Regions from separate parts of the Homo sapiens genome. Here region 2 is linked to region 1. Evidence: chromatin loops called from intact Hi-C (ENCODE). Cell type or tissue: heart left ventricle. All regions are shown on one strand. Links, peaks and the distances in the headings refer to the core of each region. The heading gives the core; the rest is flanking DNA.

The links. A loop is a pair of places that touch in the nucleus more often than their neighbours do. Peaks named below come from ENCODE experiments on the same cell type or tissue, not always from the same donor. Only the 100,000 strongest peaks of a DNase experiment are listed, where the experiment ranks them.
Region 2: it touches region 1 in a loop (10-fold over the local background); 13 of 110 quality-filtered maps call a loop at or near these places.

What each region holds. Positions count from the first base shown.
Region 1 is chr9:84,057,916-84,068,237 of GRCh38, reverse strand. LOC101927575 (a long non-coding RNA gene) reads right to left here and starts at 4,795. Exons shown (of 9, transcript NR_110995.1): 1 at 4,709-4,795; 2 at 811-943. In heart left ventricle, for the core only: no CTCF peak of the experiment used is centred there; a DNase peak (open chromatin) is centred at 5,546; H3K27ac peaks cover 1,591 bases.
Region 2 is chr9:83,980,886-83,991,207 of GRCh38, reverse strand. It overlaps RMI1 (RecQ mediated genome instability 1), which reads right to left. Exons shown (of 3, transcript NM_001358291.2): 1 at 10,317-10,322. Among named protein-coding and RNA genes, the nearest start is that of RMI1, 5.2 kb to the right of the region's middle. RefSeq lists a silencer at 9,990-10,069 and enhancers at 9,714-10,222, 10,280-10,322, 10,223-10,322. In heart left ventricle, for the core only: no CTCF peak of the experiment used is centred there; no DNase peak of the experiment used is centred there.

The DNA of each region.
Region 1 (10,322 bases), core at 1,276-9,275:
ACATATAATGTATCTGAGCAATTTAGAACTATATCTAACAGGCTCCACTTCACATCTACTCTTGCAAGAAAACGGTTTCATGCAAAATGTGAAAATTGCAGCCGGAGCCATTATGTAAGCTACTTAACCTATAGTAGGGGAGGTCTACATGCTATATGTTGCTCTGGATTGTCATGGAAAAAAAAGGTTCAAAAGAAAATAAGGATTATGTTCTGAGGCTGTTTTTCCCTGAGGCTCTTTAAACAATGCCTCTATCTGTTCCCCATTTTCCAATTGTCTTTTCCAGAGATGTGGCAATAATTTAGTTGTATTATGTGCTGTCACTTCTGCATTAATAAACACCAGGACCTGCTGAGTAATTACAGAATAACCTCATAATAAAATGCAGTGAAGAGCTCTAATTAAATGTTAATGTTGCTTAAAACTATCCTACTTTAAAATGAAAATTTTCCATCCATGTATCCTAATGAGTTATCAGAATGCATTACTCCCAAATAAAATGTACAAACGAGAAGGTAAACATAAAATATTACCACCAGTAGGCATGTGTGTGGAAACATTTATAATCAAAATTAATATACTACATTAAAATTACTGAAATATAAATGCATACCAAAATGCTGTAACAACAATGGGGGAAGATTTTTATGAAAGCTCATGCTTCACTTTGAAAGGGAAAAATGCCAAATTATTCTTCAGTCACGTAGTAGGCAATAGAGGTTAAAGCTACTTCTGAACATGGGACTAACACAAGTTAAACTAAGAACATCTACAACTTCTATAAAATAATAGAGCTAAAAGAAAACTCACTGTCTAATTGAAGAAACAAGGACTTCCATTTACTTTATTCTTTAAAATCTGCCAAGAAGGGGTTCCCCTCCCATATTATGTTGCTCTGCTTCTTCACCCACACATCATCCTTCTGGGCATTTAGTGTGCTGACCTAGGTAGACATGGTGAAAATCTATTACTCATAGGTATCTATATAAACCCATTACTCTTTTTGTTTTTTGTTTTTTTTTTTTTTGAGATGGAGTCTCACTCTGTCACCCAGGCTGGAGTGCAGTGGCACAATCTTGGTTCACTGCAACCTCCGCCTCCCATGTTCCAGCGATTCTCCTGCCTCAACCTCCCAAGTAGCTGGGATTACAGACGCCCACCACCACACCCAGCTAATTTTTTATCGTTTTGGTAGAGATGGGGTTTCACCACATTGGCCAGGCTGGTCTCAAACTCCTGACCCCAAGTGATCCACCCACCTCGGCCTCCCAAAGTGCTAGGATTACAGGCGTGAGCCACTGTGCCCCGCCCAACCCATTTCAATTTTCATATCACAGGAAGAAAGTCACAATCATTCCTCCTTCCTTTACATTGCCGGAATAAACAAGTCAATCCATTTAGTCTTTGGAAAAGACCTATCCCCCAACTCTTCTGCCATTATCTGCTGAAATCTGCTATACATTCATCTCACATTTCTGTCAAACCACTTATACTGCTACTTCTCATAGGCCTAATTAATATTCTTTCATGTAATCAGTCTTAAAATACAATCACAAACCTAGTATAGTATTACCTAAAGAATTCTGCAATATGTATTCCTGTTTTGTACTTCCTGTTAGCTTACTCTTTTTCTCCAAGATGAAAAACTAAGAAAAGTTTTATCATTGACAAATTTGAAATCTTTGTTTCCATTACCAGGCTCTTGCGTTATTAGGGATATGTGCCCACTTCAGTGACCTGAGTCCTGGATATCTCCCACACTTGACCTTCCAAGAAGTGGAATCCCTCACACCCACTTATAATACAAGCTGTTGATGCTGCTATTGATAAAGATATTTGTTTACTGCTGACTGTGATGAGATATGTTGGGACCTTTTCTTCCCAGTTTACACCAAATACATAGAAGAGGTGACTTTTCCTAGCGTTCCTCAGATTCTCTTTGGCCATGGCTATGTCTCTTTGGAACAAGACTAGATGCTCTAAGAACTTCTGCTGAACAGCTTGTACAGCCCGAGAGGAGAAGGAGGGAAGGCAAGGAGACATCCAGGGCCTGGCTGAGACATCTCATGTTCTCTCCCATCCCTGGGAACTTCCCATCTGTGTGCAGGGGATTGTCTGTGTCATGAAGAACCAACATGGCACTGACCACCAATCAGTCACCAGACACCACAAAGAGTTGTCGGCAAATGGCGAGACCTCCCCTGCTGCCCCTTGGAGAACAGGAAATAGAGTCACTCGGCAGTTTTCAGGAGGATAATACTTCAGGACACAAGCTTTGGAGTCAGACAGACTTGAGTTTGCATCTCAGTTCTGATGCTTGCTAGTTGTGCCCCCTTGAGCAGTTTGCTTAATCTCTCTGAGCCTCCATTTCATCATCTATGCATTGAGAATAATGCTCACCTCACAAGATTATTATGAGAAATAGGTGAGCAATATATGACAAGCACTTGGCATGCTGAGTGATTCAAGTATTTAATTAGTGGAAGCTGCTATTATTACTACTACCGCCTCTATTAATGGTGTCTTTCCCCGCAAGTAGCAACACCTCCTGGCTTCTATAGTAACACTGATGTTCTTACCTTGAAAAACTTTCAAGTCATCTTGGCCTCTCCCTCAGTCCCCACATCCAAAGTCACCAGGTCTTATCAATCCATCCTCTCCTTTGCATCTCCATTGCCACTCCTCTAGTTTATAGCTTCACTAACTCTCACCTTGACCTTCACTCAGTAAATGTCTATTAAAGCACCTACTGTGTGCTGGGCATGGTGTAAAATACACACATGTAAAATATCTCAAAATATGTATAATCTGGTGGTATGGCAAGGAAATACAGACATTTAGACAGGTAACCAGAATGCAAGGCCAAATGAAACAGCATGGAATATTTAGAAAGGTTTCACATACATATGATTCAACAACAACAAAAAAGATGTACAGGAAGGTTTCACAGAGGCATTGCCCCTTGAGGGGAAACTTGAACAATTAATAAAAAGAAGAAAAAAAAGGCATTACAGTCTGAGAAAACAGCATGAGCAAACACAAGACCTCAAGAATTATGTCACGTGGAGAAAATGCTGAGTTATACAGTGGGACCAGAGTGGGTGGGGAGGACAGAGCCACAGCTGAAGTCGGAAGCAGTCAGTCAGGGGAGTGGAGTGCTTCCAATTCCCCTTCAATGTGGATTCCTCCTGCCTCAAGGTGGATTCCCCTTAAAAGTCTGCCTCCTCCCCTAAAGGCTGTACAGCTATAGACAAAGTACTTACCTTCCCTGAGACTCATTTGTAAAATGCAGACAACAAAATACCTACTTCATGCTGTTCTTGAGGGGATTAAATGAAATAATGTAGGTAAAGAACTTTACACAATGCCTAGACTATAGTAGGCACTTCACAGATGGTAGTTACTGTTTTCCTAGGAAGCTGTCATGGACTGAATGTTTGTGTTTCACAAAAATGTGTATGTCAAAGCACTAACCCACAGTCTGGCTCTATTTGGAGATGGGGCCTCTATGGAACTAAGGTTAAATGAGGTCATAGGGTGTGACCCTGGAGTCTTGATTCAAAAGGATTAGCCTTTATAGAAAGAAACACCAGAGAGCTTGCTCTCTCTCTCCATGAGCACCACCAAGTAAAGGCCACATAAGCACACAGTAAGAAGGTGGCCATTTGCAAGCCATCTGCCCTCACCAGAAACTGAACTGGCCAGAACCTTGAACTTCTAGCCTCCATAACTGTGAGGAAATAAATTTCTGTTGTTTAAGCCCCAAGTCTATGGTATTTTATTATGGCAGCTCAAGCTGACTAGTACGGAGGCCTTGAATGGCATTTTAAGGGGTTTATTCTTTATTTTGTGGACAATGGAGATGCCTTAAACATTTCTGAGAAGGCAAGAATTAACATTTATATCTGACTATCTGAGAGTTGAAGAGTAATGGGGATGTCCTCTTTACTGACCTCCTGCACCCTGCCCCTGCCTCTTCCCATCCATTCATGACAACCAGTCTATGATTAATATCTCCAATATGGCTCAGATGAGCTGCTCAAAATGTTGGCCTATAGAATACAGCCTGGATCCCTTAGTTTGGCATTCAAGCTGGGAAGATCAGACCCTGGCTTTTGCCACATTTGTGTCTTTGCTCAAACTGTTCCTTCCACCAATAATATTATTTCCTACTGTTTTCAGACAGAATCCAATTTATCCTTTAAGACCAATGCCCATGCCACTTGTCTTATGATGTCTCCTCTCCACTGAACCCCTACCGTTTATGCCTCTAGCATGTCACGGTGGTCAACCTCTCTATTCTAAATAATGTTGTTTATAGCTCCTCTAGTAGACTGTAATGACCTGAGGTCAATTTTTGTGGCTTTCACATTACATGGCACAGAAAAGAATTTGAAGGAGGTATGAGGGAAAATCTATAAAGCAGGAGAGAAAAACATTAGGCTTACATAGGAGAGAGACAGTCTGGAAGAGAAGAGGGTTTTTGAGAGCAAAAACTCTTATTGAAAGGAGAATTAGAGTCACTTGATGTGGGTGTGCATTGTGAAACAGATGAATTTCCCTGCACCCCAATTCCCTACAGAGTCTCCATCTCCATTATACTCCCATACACGTGAATTCTCTGAAATTCCCATGAGATACTAGATGGGAAAGATGGTTATTGGGTGACAATAATCATAATCATAGTTAACATCTGTTGAAGACATACCTGGTGCCTGGCGCTGGGCTACAGTACAGGTTTTCAGTATTCCATATGTTATGTTCTTTTTTAGTCCTGAAATGCCTGTCTTTCTGTTGATATAATGTGGCCATTTAAGTGTTCTTTTCATCTGAAATTTTATTCAGAGATTTATCCAGAGGATTATATGCTGCATTAAAACAATGAGTTCAGTCAGGGAGCATTCATTTAGAAAGTTTCTAACCCTATCCCTCCTCTGTTTAAGACTAATATTAAGACCCTTACTTAAGACTCAGGCACTTACATCACTGTAGTTTTAATTCCAACTTTCTGGCTTACTAATGAGGAAAAACAACTTTTATTTTGATTTTGAAAACATCTATTAAATCCCTATAAAATATCTTGGTTTTTTTAAAAATACATCTGAGATAATCTTTCCCTACACATATTTTAAAAACCTTAAAACCTTTTCCTTTTTTTAAAATGTTTTATTTCCATACGTTTTGGGGGGAATGGGTGATGTTTGGTTACATAAGTTCTTTGCTGGTGATTTGTGAGATTCTGGTGCACTTATCTCCAGAGCAGTATACACTGAACCCACTTTGTAGTCTTTTATCCCTCACTCCCTTTCCACCCTTTCCCCTGAGTCACCAAAGTCCATTGTATCATTCTTATGCCTTTGCATCCTCATAGCTTAGTTCCCACTTATGAGTGAGAACATACGATGGACAAACAACTTTTTTATGTCATTAGTCATTTCTATATTTGCACCCCAGTCTATCAGAGTCACTGGTGAAAACTGGCAAAGGGTGAAGGAGAACTCAGAGAGGAAGAGGCTAGGTGCCCAGGATTAATCCCAGCCCTTGGCATGGAGCCTGCCTGCCTCCTTTTTCCCAGGACCCAGTTCTGTCTCCTTCCCTCCCCTCTATTCCTCCAAGGCCAGCCCCAACCTTTCCTAAGATTTTTATTTTATCTAAAAACTTCCCAATAATTCTACTTGGAGATACTTAAGCCAGGAGGACAAAGGATACACAGTCACAAGCCTGGCGTACTCGCAAGTGAAACAACACCCAGAGACAAAATTTATTTTTAAATAAAATATGGAGATTTCTGGTTACATGAAATAAATATACAAATTACCAGTATTCTCAATGGGCTTCGATGTGTGCAGTTAGTAGCCATGCCCTTTGCTGAGAACTCTACTTGCATTATCTATGTCAGTCCTCATGGAGGGGGGTGCTGAATAATTACTATCTATCTCCTTTAGCAATGGGAAGGGTAGGAAGTTACCCTGGGTAGATGGCGCAGGACACTGAGAGTCCTGTTTTAATTTTGACACAAGGAAAAGAGATTTTGCTATATGCCCTCAGCTAGCTTAGGTAGGAAAGGGAGAATCTCCCTTCTTATTTTAATCAATATGTGACTGATTTAAAGGAGCCTCAGAGGCCTTTAGCACTAACAAGGCCCAATCTCTAGGAATTTAAGAATGACAGTGAGTCTGGCACTGTGAGGAGCCTGATGCATGATACCACCGGGGCGCTGAAAGAACACGGCTTATATCACATCTCACACCCTGCCTAGAGAAAGCCACTTTTATTCTAGGCCAAATTCCAAAGTGAAACTGGCAATGGATTTGTTATAATGTTAAAGTTAAATAAAATTGTTCCCAGTAATACAATCACTTTCCTGCTTTTGAAATCTTTATTGTTTGTTATTACAAAAGCAAATAAAACACACAGAGACTGTTGCTGTGCACACCTGCAGTTCTTATTGCAAGCTCCCCCAACCCTCCCTGAGGGCTTTCTCTAGCAGCAGAAATTAGCTCACTACTGTGCAGGGCAGGCAGGTGCTGCCAGGCTGTAAGCCAATCCCTGTTCCCCCCATAACGAATGGGAGATGGAGGGTAAATTGCCCCTCGGGTGGGACAACCTGAGGTGTGTTCTACACAGTTTTCAGAGGCCCCCAGTGGAATGCAGATCCAGTTGCCCCCAGCAGTGACCTGCTCTGAAGTAGTTTCCTTCCTTTCCCTCTCCCTTCACCTCTGTCATCAGGGCTTCCTGGGATCACCTCCCAAATAAACTACTTCTGCATAAATCACTATATACATCTGAGAAAGCCCAACTCAAGACAATTGCTGTAGTTTGAATATATATACATACATATATATATATGTATGTATATATATATAGTTTGTTTGTTTGTTTGTTTGTTTTGGAGATGAAATCTCACTCTGTCGCCCAGGCTGGAGTGCAGTGGTGCGATCTCGGCTTACTGCAACCTCCACCTCCTGGGTTCAAGCTATTCTCCTCCCTCAGCCTCCCGAGTAGCTGGGACTACAGGCATGTGCCACCCCACCAGGCTAGTTTTTTTTATTTTTAGCAGAGAAGGGGTTTCACCCTATTGGCCAGGCTGGTCTCAACTCCTGACCTTGTGATCCGCCCAACTCGGCCTCCCAAAGTGCTGGGATTACAGGCATGAGCCACCACACCTGGCCCAGTAGTTTGAATATTTATCCCCTCCAAAAGTCATGTTGAAACTTAATCCCCAATGTGGCAGTATTGAGATAGGGCCTTTAAGAGGTGATTGGATCATAAGGGCTCTGCCCTCATAAGTGGATTAATCCATTCATGGATGAATGGGTTAAAGGGTCAATGAATATATGGGTTACCATGGGAGTGGAATGGGTTGCTTTATAAGAAGAGGAAGAGGGACCTGAGCTCACACATTCACACGCTCATCCCTCTTGCTGTGTGATACCCTGCCCTGCCTCAGTTCAGAGTCCCCATCAGCAAGAAGTTTCTTACCAGATGTGGCCCCTCGCCCTGGGACTTCATAGCCTCCGTAACTGGAAGAAATAAATTTCTTTTCTTTATAAATTACCCAGTCCGTTTTCCATTGTTATAAGCAACATAACAATGCCCATATATGAGTTTGCTGAGGCTGCAATACCAGAGTACCACAGACTGGGTGGCTTAAACAACAGAAATTTATTTTCTCACAATTCCAGAGGCTGGAAGTCCAAGATCAAAGTGGCAGCAGGGTTATTTCTTCTGAGGCCTCACTCCTTGGCTTATAGATGGCCATCTTCTCCCCTTGTGTTTACACAGCCTTTCCTCTATTGTGTCTTTGTCCTCATCTACTCCTCTTATAAGGACACCAGTCATATTGCATTAGGGTCCACCTATATGACCTTATTTTACCTTAATTATGTGTAAAGACTCTTTCTCCAAATACAATCACATTCTGAGGTACTGGGATTAGAACTTCAGCATAGGAATTTGGGTGGGAACACAATGCTGCCCCTAAGAGCCCAGTATAATCAAAACAAAGTTATATCAAATATTTATTGAAAACACATGCTTGTGTTGACTTCACCCAGCCAGTGAATGAGTCAAGCCTGGTAGGCTGTGGTGGGATGTTTGCTCTGAATCTGCATAGGCTTGTCTTCCAGAGACACATTTATATTCTGATACTATAAAGCAACCATCAGCATTAAGGGAATTGCCCAGTTAGGAATTTAGCATAGATTAATCCAGGCTCCTTCATTCTAACTATTTCTACTGCCCTCTAGGGTGACCAACTCATCTTGGTTTGTCTGGGACTGTCCCGATTTTAGCAATGAAAGTCCTGCATTTCAGTACTTTTTCCGGGGCACAGCAGGATGGTTGATTATCCTTAGTCTCTCATATTTGAGAAATGCGGGGATTTGGGGGAATCAGGAGTAGATAGAAAGAGAGAGAACAGATGACCATTTTGTTTGTCAGGCTGGGTTGGATTGGATGACTTCTGAAATTGTTTCCCGTTTCATTAGTATGAAGAAACAAAGATGTTATCAACTCCTTGGATATTTACCTCTGAAATTCAGTAGTTGGTGAGAAGGTGAGACCAAACATGATAAAAATAATAACTCTAGCAATATTCCAAGAGAAGCTGAAAGGAAGGTGAGAGAGCAGATAACTCCTTGGGAAAAGGTGTCCTCACACTTCCAGACAGAAGAGATCCTCTCTTCTTCTCCTGCCTCACTCACACACTCATGCTCCTCTCTGATTTCCGGTTATACTGGAAATCATCTGTTAGACTTGTCTGCATGCTTCTTTTTCCTACTAGATACCAAGTTCCTTGAGAGACTGGGTCTTATTCATCATTGAAGACCCTGGCACCAAACAGGTATAAATAATTACCTTTTTTCTTCGTATATTTTATTCACAATACATTGTGCTCCCAAAACCAGCATTACCTCCAGTGGGTATCAGGAGTGCCTGGAAAAGAACATTATTGAATGGGTGATCTCTTCCATAATAATCAAACTAATCCTATTACTGATAGAATTACTGATTAACAGTGCCCTTTCACCCCTTGAAGCTTAGTATTTGTGATAGATCTACACTGTGTCTTTCCATTTGATTCATGCAAGATCTACATTATTAGATTGTAGCCATTTCTCAGCCAAGAGTAATTCTGTTGCTTCAAGCTATACATCTATTCTAATAGATAGAGGTGTTTTTTGTTTTTGTTTTTTACCCAATCTTGTCTGAGGTTTTCCATTGTTTTTGCTAGATAAGTCCAACATTTATTAAGTACCCACTGAATATTTTGCATGAATACCATTGATTTATTCAAAAAAATTGTGTCGGATATTTTAGGACTAATTACAGTGGCAGTGTGGTATTATACAGAATCTCTGCCTTCAAGCAATGTCTGATCTATTGAAGGAAATGAGACATATATACATGAAAAAATAACTGATTGTGGATCTTATGTAAAGCAGTAAATTTAATGTGCCAAATGAGTAACATAGAAAATAAATTCCCTGAATTATAATTATTTTGTTTGTGTTGCCAATTATACTGTGAGTATATTGAGAATATATTATTTTATAACCTCAATACCTGCTTTTAAGAAGACATCTGATTTTTAACAAGTTTCCAAGGTGATTCTTCTTTTTTTTTTTAGACAGAGTCTCCCTTTGTCACCCAGCCTGGAGTGCAGCAGTTTGATCTTGGCTCACTGCAACCTCCGCCTCCCAGTCTCAAGCAATCCACCCCCTCAGCAGCCTCCTGAGTAGCTAGGACTACAGGTGCATGCCACCGTGCCCGGCTAATTTTTGTATTTTTTGTAGAGACAGGGTTCACCATGTTGCCCAAGCTGGTCTCAAAGTCCTGAGCTAAAACAATCCACCCACCTCAGCCTTCCAAAGTGTTGGGATTACAGGCGTGAGCCACCACACCCAGCCTTCCCATGTGATTCTAATTATGCTGAAGTTTAAGAATCACTACTGTGGACAATAGGAAGAGATTAAAGAATTTGGGCAATAACATGGCATGATAGAGATATTTGATGAAGATTCATCTGGTGGAGTGCAAGATAGAGCAGAGCATGGAGAAACTGAAGATAGAGGAGACAGAAAGAAAGCTGACTGCATTTTTCCATGCATGAGATAATAACACCGGAACATTAGGAATAGTATGAAGGAAAGATCGGGTAGGCATGGAAAACATTGAGAAGGAGGAATCGCTGAACTTGGTGACTGAGTGTTAAAGAAGAAGAGGGGGAATGAAAAATAATTTCAACATCTTTAACTTTAAAAACTGGAATAATAATAACAGTAACAGCTAACATATATTAATCACTGTGGCAGTCACTG
Region 2 (10,322 bases), core at 528-8,527, 76 kb after region 1:
CACACACACATGCATATTAGTCTAAAAGAAACATCTAATTGACAAGAGAAATATCCTGAATATCCAAAGAATTTTTAAAATTCAGTAAGAAAACAAATATCGTCCAGGCGCAGTAGCTCAGGCCTATATTCCCAACACTTTGGGAGGCTGAGGCGGGTGGATCACCTGAGGTCGGGAGTTCGAGACCAGCCTGACCAACGTGGAGAAACCCCGTCTCTACTAAAAATACAAAATCAGTTGGGCATGGTGGGACACGCCTGTAATCCCAGCTACTCTGGAGGCTGAGGCAAGATAATTTCTTGAACCCAGGAGGCGGGGGTTGTGGTGAGCCAAGATCGTACCATTGCACTCCAGCCTGGGCAACAAGAGCAAAACTCCGTCTCAAAAAAATAAATAAATAAATAAAAAGAAAGAAAGAAAGAAAACAAATATTAAAATGAGCAAAATACTTTTTATTGATACATAATAACCTACATATATATGGAGTACACATGATATTCCGATACATACATACAGTGTGTAATGATCAAATCAGGGTAATTAGGATATCTATCACTTCACACATTTATCATTTCTTTCTGTAGAGAACATTCCAAACCTTCTCTTCTATTTTGAAATAATAAATTATTGTTAACTATAGCCACAATGCAGTGCTATCAAACACTAGAACTTATTCCAATTGTTTTTTTTTTTTTTTAAGACAGCATTCTAGCTCTGTCGCCCAGGCTGGAGTGCAGCGGCGCTATCTCGACTCACGGCAACCTCCGCCTCCTGACTTCAAGCGATTCTCCTGCCTCAGCCTCCCAAGTAGCTGGGACTAGTCACGTACCACCACGCATGGCTAATTTTTGTATTTTTAGTAGAGACAGGGTTTCACTATGTTGGCCAGGCTGGTCTCGAACTCCTGACCTCGTGATCCGCCCACCTCAGCCTCCCATGCTGGGATTACAGGCATGAGCCACTGCGCCCGGCCTCTAACTGTATTTTTACACCCATTGACCAATCTGTCTTCCTACCCTTTGCCCCCCTACCCTTCCCAGCCTCTGGTAACCATTGTTCTACTCTCTACCTTCCCGAGATCAACTTTTTTTAAATCCCAAGAGTGAGAACATGCAACATGTCCGTGCTTGGCTTATTTCACTGAACATAATGTTCTCCAGTTACATCCATGTTGCTGGAAATGACAGGATATCATTCTTTTTTATGGCTGAATAATATTCCGTGTATATATACATTTTCTTTATCCATTCGTCTGCTGATGGATTCAGGTTTTTCCGTATCTTGGAAACTGTAAATAGTACTGTAATAAACGCTGGAATGCAGATCTCTCTTCAATACATTGATTTCCTTTCTTTTAGTTTATACTTTGTGGTGAAATTGCTGGATCATATGGCAGATCTATTTTGATTTTTTTGAGGAACCTCCATACTGTTTTTTACAGAGGCTACACTAATTTATATTCCCAATAAAACTGTCCTACCATTCCCCTTTCTCTTTATCCTCACAAGAATCTTTTTTATTTTATTTTATTTTTTTTTTTGTCTTTTTGATAGCCATTTTAACTGGGGTGAGACGATATCTCATTGTGGTTTTGATTTGCATTTCCCTGATTCACGATGTCGAATATTTTTTCATGTACCTGTTGGCCACCTGTACATCTTCTTTTGTGAAATGTCTATTCAGATCATTTGCCCATTTTAAAAATCAGATTATTTGGCTTTTTGCCATTGTTTCAGCTCCTTATATATTCTTGTTATTAATCCCTCGTCAGATGGATATTTTGCAAATGTTTTCTCTGATTCAATAAGTTGTCTCTTTACTCTGTTGGTTATTTCCTTTGCTGTACAGAAGCTTTTTAGCTTAATATAATACCATCTATTTTTGCTTTTATTGCCTGTGCTTTTAAGTTTTTACCTCAAAAAAATCTTTGCCCAGAACAATGTCCTGAAGCATTTCCACAATGTTTTTGCCTAGTAGTTTCACAGTTTCAGGTCTTACATTTAAGTATTTAATCCACAAAATAAGAAAGAGATTTGAAAGGATACTTCAGTCCAGGCATAGTGGCTCACACCTATAAGCCTGGCACTTTGGGAGACCAAGGCAGGAGGATCACTTGAGCCCAGGAAATAAAGACCAGCCTGGACAACATACTGAGATCTTGTCTCTACAAAAATATAAACAAAATTAGGTGGGCATGGTGGCATGTGCCTGTGGTCTCAACTACTCAGGAGGTTGAGATGGGAGGATCACTTGAGCCTGGGAGGTCAAGGCAGCAGTGAGCCAAGGTCACACCACTGCATTCAGCCTGGGTAACAGAGCAAGACCCTGTCTCAACAAAAAAACAAACAGAAGGCTAAAAGAAAAACGATATGGAAACTTCACCAAAGAAAATATGCAGATGGCAAATAAACACAGGAAAACAGTTCAATATTATTAGACATCAGGGAAATGCAAAATTAAAATCAAAGGTGATATCACTACACATGTAAAATAAAAAATAACTGACAATACCAAGTACTAGAATTCTCATTGCTAGTGAGAATGCAAAATGGCACAGCCACCGTGGAAAAGAATTTGGCAGGTTTCTACAAAGGAAAACAGTTGGGCAAGGTGCAGTGGCTCATGCCTGTAATCCCAGCACTTTGAGAGGCTGAGGAGGGCAGATTGCTCGAGCCTGAGAGTTCAATACCTGCCTGAGCAACACAGCAAAACTCTGTCTCTACCAAAAATGCAAAAATTAGCCAGACATTGTGGTGCATGCCTGTAGTCCCAGCTACTCAGAAGCCTGAGGGAGGAGGATCACCTGAGCCTAGGAGGACAAGGCTGCAGTGAGATGTGATCATGCCTCTGCTCTCCAGCTTGGGCGATAGAGCAAGACCCTGTTTCAAAACAAAACAAAAGGAAAACAGTTTAGCATTTTCTTAGAAATCAAAACATATACTTACCATACAACCCAGCAATGCAACTGCAAGGTATTTACTCAAGAGAGTAAATAATTTTGACATCCATTAAAATCCTGTATGTGGCCAGGTGTGGTGGCACACACCTGTAATCCCAGCACTTGGGGAAACTGAGGTGGGAGGGTCACTTGAGGCCAGGAGTTCAAAACCAGCCTGGGCAATATCTCTATCTCTCTATCTGTTACAAAAAATTAAAAAACTGAGTGTGGTGGCACATGCCTGTAGTCCTAGCTACCCAGGAGGCAGAGGTAGGAGGATCACTTGAGCCCAGGAGGTTGAGGCTGCAGTGAGCCGTGTTTGCACTACTGCACTCCAGCCTGAGTGACAGACTGAGACTCTGTCTCAAAAAAAAAACCCACCCACATGTCCTTCATTTGGTGAACGGATAAACAAACTGTGATAATATCCATACAATGGAATACTATTTAATAATAAAAATAAATTATGGACACAAGGAATAATATGCATGAATGTCAAATTCAGTATGGTAAGTAAAGGAATAATTCCATTTATATGACATTCTGGAAAAATGCAACACTATACAAACAGAAAACAGTTCAGTGGTTGCCAAAGGCCAGAAATGTGGAAAGAGGTTGACTACAAGGGGCAAAAGAAAATTTTTGGGGTGATGGAATTGTTCTATAACATGACGATGGTGGTGGTTGGTGGTTACATGACTGTTATCTGTTTATCAAAACTCAGAACTATACTCCAAAAAATATGAATTTTACTGAAGGTAAATTATACTCCAATTAAAAAACTGAAGGTAAACACCAAAAGAATAGAAATGTAACAACTAACTTTCAAACTAGCTGAGGAAAATATAAAGAAAACAATCTAAAAGAAGGCACAAAAGGAGCAGAAAAGTGATAAAAATAGAAACAATAAGAAGGCAGGCCGGACGCGGTGGCTCACGCCTGTAACCCTAGCACTTTGGGAGGCCGAGGCGGGTGGATCATCTGAGGTCAGGAGTGTGAGTCAACATGGTGAAACCCCATCTCTACTAAACATACAAAAATTAGCTGGGCGTGGTGGCACGTGCTTGTAATTCCAGCTACTCAGGAGGCTGAGGCAGAAAATCGCTTGAATCCAGGAGGCAGAGGTTGCAGTGAGCCAAGGGTTTCCCACTGCACTCCAGCATGGGTGACAGAGTGAGACTCCATCGGAAAGCGAAGGGAAGGGGAGGGGAGGGGAGGGAAGGAACCCAGCCATGGCTCTTAGTTGCACCAATTCAATAAGGTTCCTATTTCCTCCAGTAAAATTTAAATAACACAGTGCTGGCAAATGGACCTAGTATAATTTTCAAAGGTGTTGTAAAAATGTGATGACAGACATTAGATTAAGTAAACTGAAATGAGGACAAAGTGTACTTTCAGTTGACTTTGAAACTTCAAAAGAAATGAATCAGTAAGAAAAGAAGACTGATTGGTTATGAACTGAAAAGGTCAAGGCTGGACAGAAAATAAACAAGAATGAATTTCAGAGATATTAATCCTATATTTCCCAGCAGGTACAGATGTATAAACAGAGAAGTGAAGACTTTGCTGAAAATAAATTAAAACCTATTTTGTAAGACTTAAAATTTTTTTAAAGATATCAATAAAAAATGTACTTCTACATCTACAATGTTATCTAAACCTCAAAACAGTAATTTTTTGATAGAAAGAGTATTCTCATCTATTTTTGACAATGATGAAACTGAGGCATGAAGATTAAGGCATACATATCATACCCAACAGCAGACCCAGAACTAGAACATAAATTCTGCTAATCTCCATTCTTTTACCTTTTTCTGTCAACTTAAGTGGAAAGAGGAAGTAAAACCAGTCCCTCAATTCATCTATAAAACCCACTTATGTATAAAATCCACATATAAACGGCCATTCTATAAGAGTGGTTTGCTGCTACTATAATGAACAGAATTCTCAGATCTCACGTAAATAACAAGCCCATCTAATGCATTCTAAATTGTTTCATTTACAAAATCAAATGAAAGAAAAACTTAAAAATATCACCTACACCTACTATATTTATCTTTGTGATAGCTTCGACATAGTGCTGCGGTTAAGTACTACTTTTCCTTTTGCTATAACCCTACTAACATAGCACATAAAATAATTTTTACATTTTTTGAATATTACAAACTGATATTCTAAGGCTTATGTATCAGTTTATTTTTTAATTTTTTTTTAATTCCAAACTTGCTCTTCCTGGTATATGCTATTGTTTTGGTGGGTTTTTTTTGGAGTCTTGCTCTGTCGCCCAGGCTGGAGTGCGGTGGTGCAATCTCGCCTCACTGCAAACTCAGCCTGCCGGGTTCCTGCCATTCTCCTGCCTCAGCCTCCCAAGTAGCTGGGACTACAGGCTCCTGCCACCATGCCCGGCTAATTTTTTTGTATTTTTAGTAGAGACGGGGTTTCCCCGTGTTAGCCAGGATGGTCTTGATCTCCTGACCTCGTGATCCACCCGCCTCGGCCTCCCAAAGTGCTGGGATTACAGGCGTGAGCCACCGCGCCCGGCCGTATGTGCTACTGAACACCGCAAGTGGCAAAACTCCTTTCAGCCAAGAGTTGGGATGAATTCTGAAAAACACTGCTCAGTGAACCCCAACAACTAAACTGTTCCATTAAATGTGTCAGTCCTAATTAATAACTCTAAGAACCACTCTCAACTTCTGAAGCTGACATACTATGAATTTACAGTAATGTTATCATAACTGGGCAAAGAAAAAAATTCCATTGACTAAACACCCAAAAGATAACCAAGACACCTGTAAAACACAAGCAAATGTGATAAGAGATACTTAACACTGTACAAGCATTCCAATACAACTATTCTCAAATATTTTACCAAAAAGTCAAGAACTTTAGGGGAAATAAAATAACTGCTAACATACATCTGTTACACAGATTTCATCACTTAACAACAAAGTAGAAAGTAGGATTGATCTAGGATACAGATATAATTCCTACAACTGCATGTCTTAATTATAATAAAAAGATGATGTGTAATAGGTTATTTTTCCTACAGATTAGAAAGAGAAGCTTATTAAAATGTTTAATCAAATGGAAAAATATTATGTAAGATCTATATTATAAAGTTTAGACTGGATATTAATAATTGAGACCTTTAATAATTTGGTAAATTATATTAATGGCATCTAGTCCTTCAGATAATTCCTAAGGTTTTCATCCCTTCTTTGCTTAGGAAATTGGGTAACCATAGTCACAAGCAGGTAGAAGCAGCTCAGAGGCAGAGGTTAGCAAGGGCAGCACAAATTCCCATGTGCAAAGAACAGCTCCTGATCCTAAAGAACTCCACTGTCCAAGAAAATAATAATAAATTTGGAAAACTGTCTTTTAAATTATACAGTAAGATATGTTCGGGCTGGGTGCGGTGGCTCACAGCTGTAATTCCAGCACTTTGGGAGGCTGAGGCAGGTGGATCACCTGAGGTCAGGAGTTCAAGACCAGCCTGACCAACATGGAGAAGCCCGTCTCTACTAAAAATACAAAAAAATTAGCTGAGCCTGGTGGCGCATGCCTGTAATCCCAGCTACTAGGGAGGCTGAGACAGAAGAATCGTTTGAACCAAGGAGGCAGAGGTTGCAGTGAGCCGAGATTGTGCCATTGCACTACAGCCTGGGCAACAAGAACGAAACTTTGTCTCAAAAGAAAAGAAAAAAAGATGTTCAAAACTGGTAATCCCAGCACTTTGGTAGGCCAAGGCGGGTGGATCACCTGAGGTCAGGAGATCCAGACCAGCCTGACCAACATGGAGAAACCCCATCTCTACTAAAAATACAAAAAAATTAGCCGAGCTTGGTAGCACATGCCTGTAATCCCAGCTACTCGGGAGGCTGAGGCAGGAGAATCGTTTGAACCCAGGAAGCAGAGGTTGCAGTGAGCCGAGATTGCGCCACTGCACTCCAGCATAGGCAACAAGAACGAAACTCAGTCTCAAAAAAAAAAAAAAGGTATGTTCATACCATATTATCCACTTCTTTTACTTTCCAGAATTAAGGACATAATCATAAATAAGGACAAAGAAAAGCCATATATTTAAGGAGATAATATCCCCGGTACTGTGATTTGATCTTTACAAATTAAGTGAATATATTAAATTATCACATATACCCCAAAACTATGTACATCTTTTATGCATCAATAAGTAACAAAATAAATAAAGACAAAGATTTATGTGGCAGAGAGTTTACCACTGAGTTTTTATATTTTGAAAAAAACAAAATGTTCAAAATGGGAAAAAAAGTTAAATACATAGCACTACCACCATGAAATGAAAAGCTATGAAATCTTTAAAGAAACCATTTTTAAGAATTATTTAATGACAAAGAAATACATTCACATTTTGTTGGGAAAAAGAACACATATAAAATTACATACAGCTTAATCCCCATTAATTTTATAATCAGGAAAAAACATTTTTAAGAAAGCTGATTAGCATTGTATGAATGATAAACTTGGCTGACCACACTAATCTGCATTCTAGATCTGTACTGCCAGGAACTGAACAAAAGAAAATAAAGTGGGAAAATTTTATCACCTACCACGAAGGTCTAGGCATATTTGATTTACAGATTAATTTTCAGTCAGCCTCATATATTCCAATTTTTTTTTAATAAAAAGCGAGGCAGGAGTGTCATCCTTTTGGACCTTACGTGTGTCATTCTGACAATAGCTGAGACTTAAAAGCACTAACGAATATTTAAATCTACTCCACAGTTCCATTATCTTCATCTAAACAATAAAGGTAAGTCTACATTTTAATTCATTGAGGATGAGTTCAAGGTAATCCTGGAATTTTTGAGAAGATACTCCGAAAATTAGGGAGGAAAAATTTATACCGTATATGACTGAAATTAGAAGAAGTAATCAGAGGAGATTTTTATGGATCCTCCATAACCTAAAGTAAGGAAAAGACAGAAAGAGAATCTGGAACCCCATTTTGCTATGTGACCTTGGATATGTTCCTTAGCTTCTCTTAGTGCTAGTTCATTCGTTCACAAAACAAAGATAACTAACAACTTGCTCAAAGAACTCTAAAAAGTATTAAACTGCCAGCACAACGTTTAGCACACAGTGGGGAACTCAGGAAATAGTAGTTATAAATACTATTTTAAACAATAATGCAGCTGGATAGTGTACATTCTCAATTATATTAGCCCATCTAAAGTAAATCCCCCATCTAAGTAATATTGGGTCTAAATTCACTGAGTCCAAAGTGATCACTACACCATTACACCATTGTACCAATTACACAAGACTGGAGTCAATGAATGTATTGTTAAGTTCTTGAATGAACACAGGTATAAAATTATTGGGTTGAAAAGTCTTAATTTCAAACAGAGAATAAAAGGATGGAGAAAAAAGACTTTCCTGTTATTTAAAGAGCAAACCTAAAAATTAAAAAGACGTAAAGAAGAAATCAAATGGGGGGAAAAATAGCAACCATCCCACAATGGCATCTAGAGGGGATGAATAATTTACACCAGTCGGGGTCCAGTCTGGACAATGAAACTGGGAGGAAGAGGTTTTTTTTTTTGTTTTTGTTTTTGTTTTTGAGACAGGGTCTCGCTCTGTCGCCCAGGCTGGAGTGCAGTGGCGCGATCTCGGCTCACTGCAAGATCAGCCTTCCGGGTTCACGCCATTCTCCTGCCTCGGCCTCCTGAGTAGCTGGGACTACAGGCTCCTGCAACCACACCCGGCTAATTTTTTTTTTTGTCTTTTTAGTAGAGACGGGGTTTCACAATGTTAGCCAGGATGGTCTCGATCTCCTGACCTTGTGGTCCGCCCGCCTCGGCCTCCCAAAGTGCTGGGATTACAGGCGTGAGCCACCGTGCCCGGCCGGAAGAGGTTCTTATATAGGGCTGCTTACTTGTGATTCCCACTCATCATTCCTTATCAAGAAAATGATGACTGCAACATAAATCCTAATTTGAAAGAAAGCACAGCATCATCATTACCGTACCGCTATTTGTGCATATTAGTGTCAGTGACATGTCTCAGGTTTTAAATGACAAACTCAATTAAATGTTGCAAATACTAACTGGCGGATTAAATCTCTATAATCCAAGTATCCTAAGCCCCTACATAAACTCATCAGTTTTGAATATTTAATAAAATTCTGAACTTTGTGTTTTAGAACTGAAATGCGAGTTAAGTTTTACCTACCCAACAAGACTATACACTCTTCATGGTGGGGACCATTTAAAAAATTATATTATCACTTAAAGAGAACTTTTATAAATTCCACAATCCCGGACATTATGTTCTAACAGCATGTGTTAACGTATCCTCCCAGAATGTAAATACTGGTGTTTGTCATGAAATCCTCAGTGCGCCCTAACAAGAGTTTTCCTCTAATCAGTCAAGTAAAAGATGCTGGGTGGATGCAATCATGGCCATTTAAAAGAATGCTGGTATATATGTTTTGCAAATTACCCAAGAAGGAAACATTATAACAGGAATGAATCAGCACAAATTCATCAACACTAAAATATATGCATGTATTCGGCCAATGGTGGATTTCGCTTTATGTGCAGATTATGACACCTTTATGCTTCAAAATGAGTTTGGGATTGTGGGCGGAGGCTGGAAGGTTGACGAGTAAGGATGTGGAAAGCGGGTACTACCAGGGCTGGAGATTTCCCAGGGCTGTCACCGATTGAAAGTGACCTTATGTGCCTTAACAAAGGAAGTCATGAAAGCTTGGCACAGGAGCCTTAAAAGTAAGGAACCGAATACAATGCAAGTGTGCGCTGAACCCGCTAGAACAGGAGCACGTTTGAGGGCAAGGGTTTTTGTCTGTTTTCATCACTGCCACAAGGCAGGCGCTTTGAATGGAACGTGGAGGTCTGCAACGTATTCAGCGATACGCATTCATTTTAGGAGACAAGGGCAATACATATTGCCTAAAAATTTTATCGGAATAAACTACAGCGACGACACTACAAAATACTTCCATCTCAGGTCCCATTACCCAAGAGGAAAGTCTCAGAACCGAGAGCCCTGTGAAACCGCCTGTGCCCTCTCGGCGAGAAGTTCTCCAGTACTCCCAGGCTCGCCCCGCGTTTCCCCGGCTCCCGCCCCGGCGCAAGGCAGGCCGAGAACCGCCAGCTGCGCCCCCGGGCCCGGCCTTGACTGACGGGCGCCCCGGACCATTACAAACAACGGGTTTCCGAAGCGTGGGCCCGGCCCAGCGGACGCAGACGGCCCGCACTTACCGCGCCGCAGCTCGTCCCACAGCCCACAGACCACAGCCCGGGGCGGGGTAAGGGGCTTCGGGCACGAGTGTGGGCTGTGAAAACACGGGCATAAGTCTGGGCCGAGCACCGACCTGGGC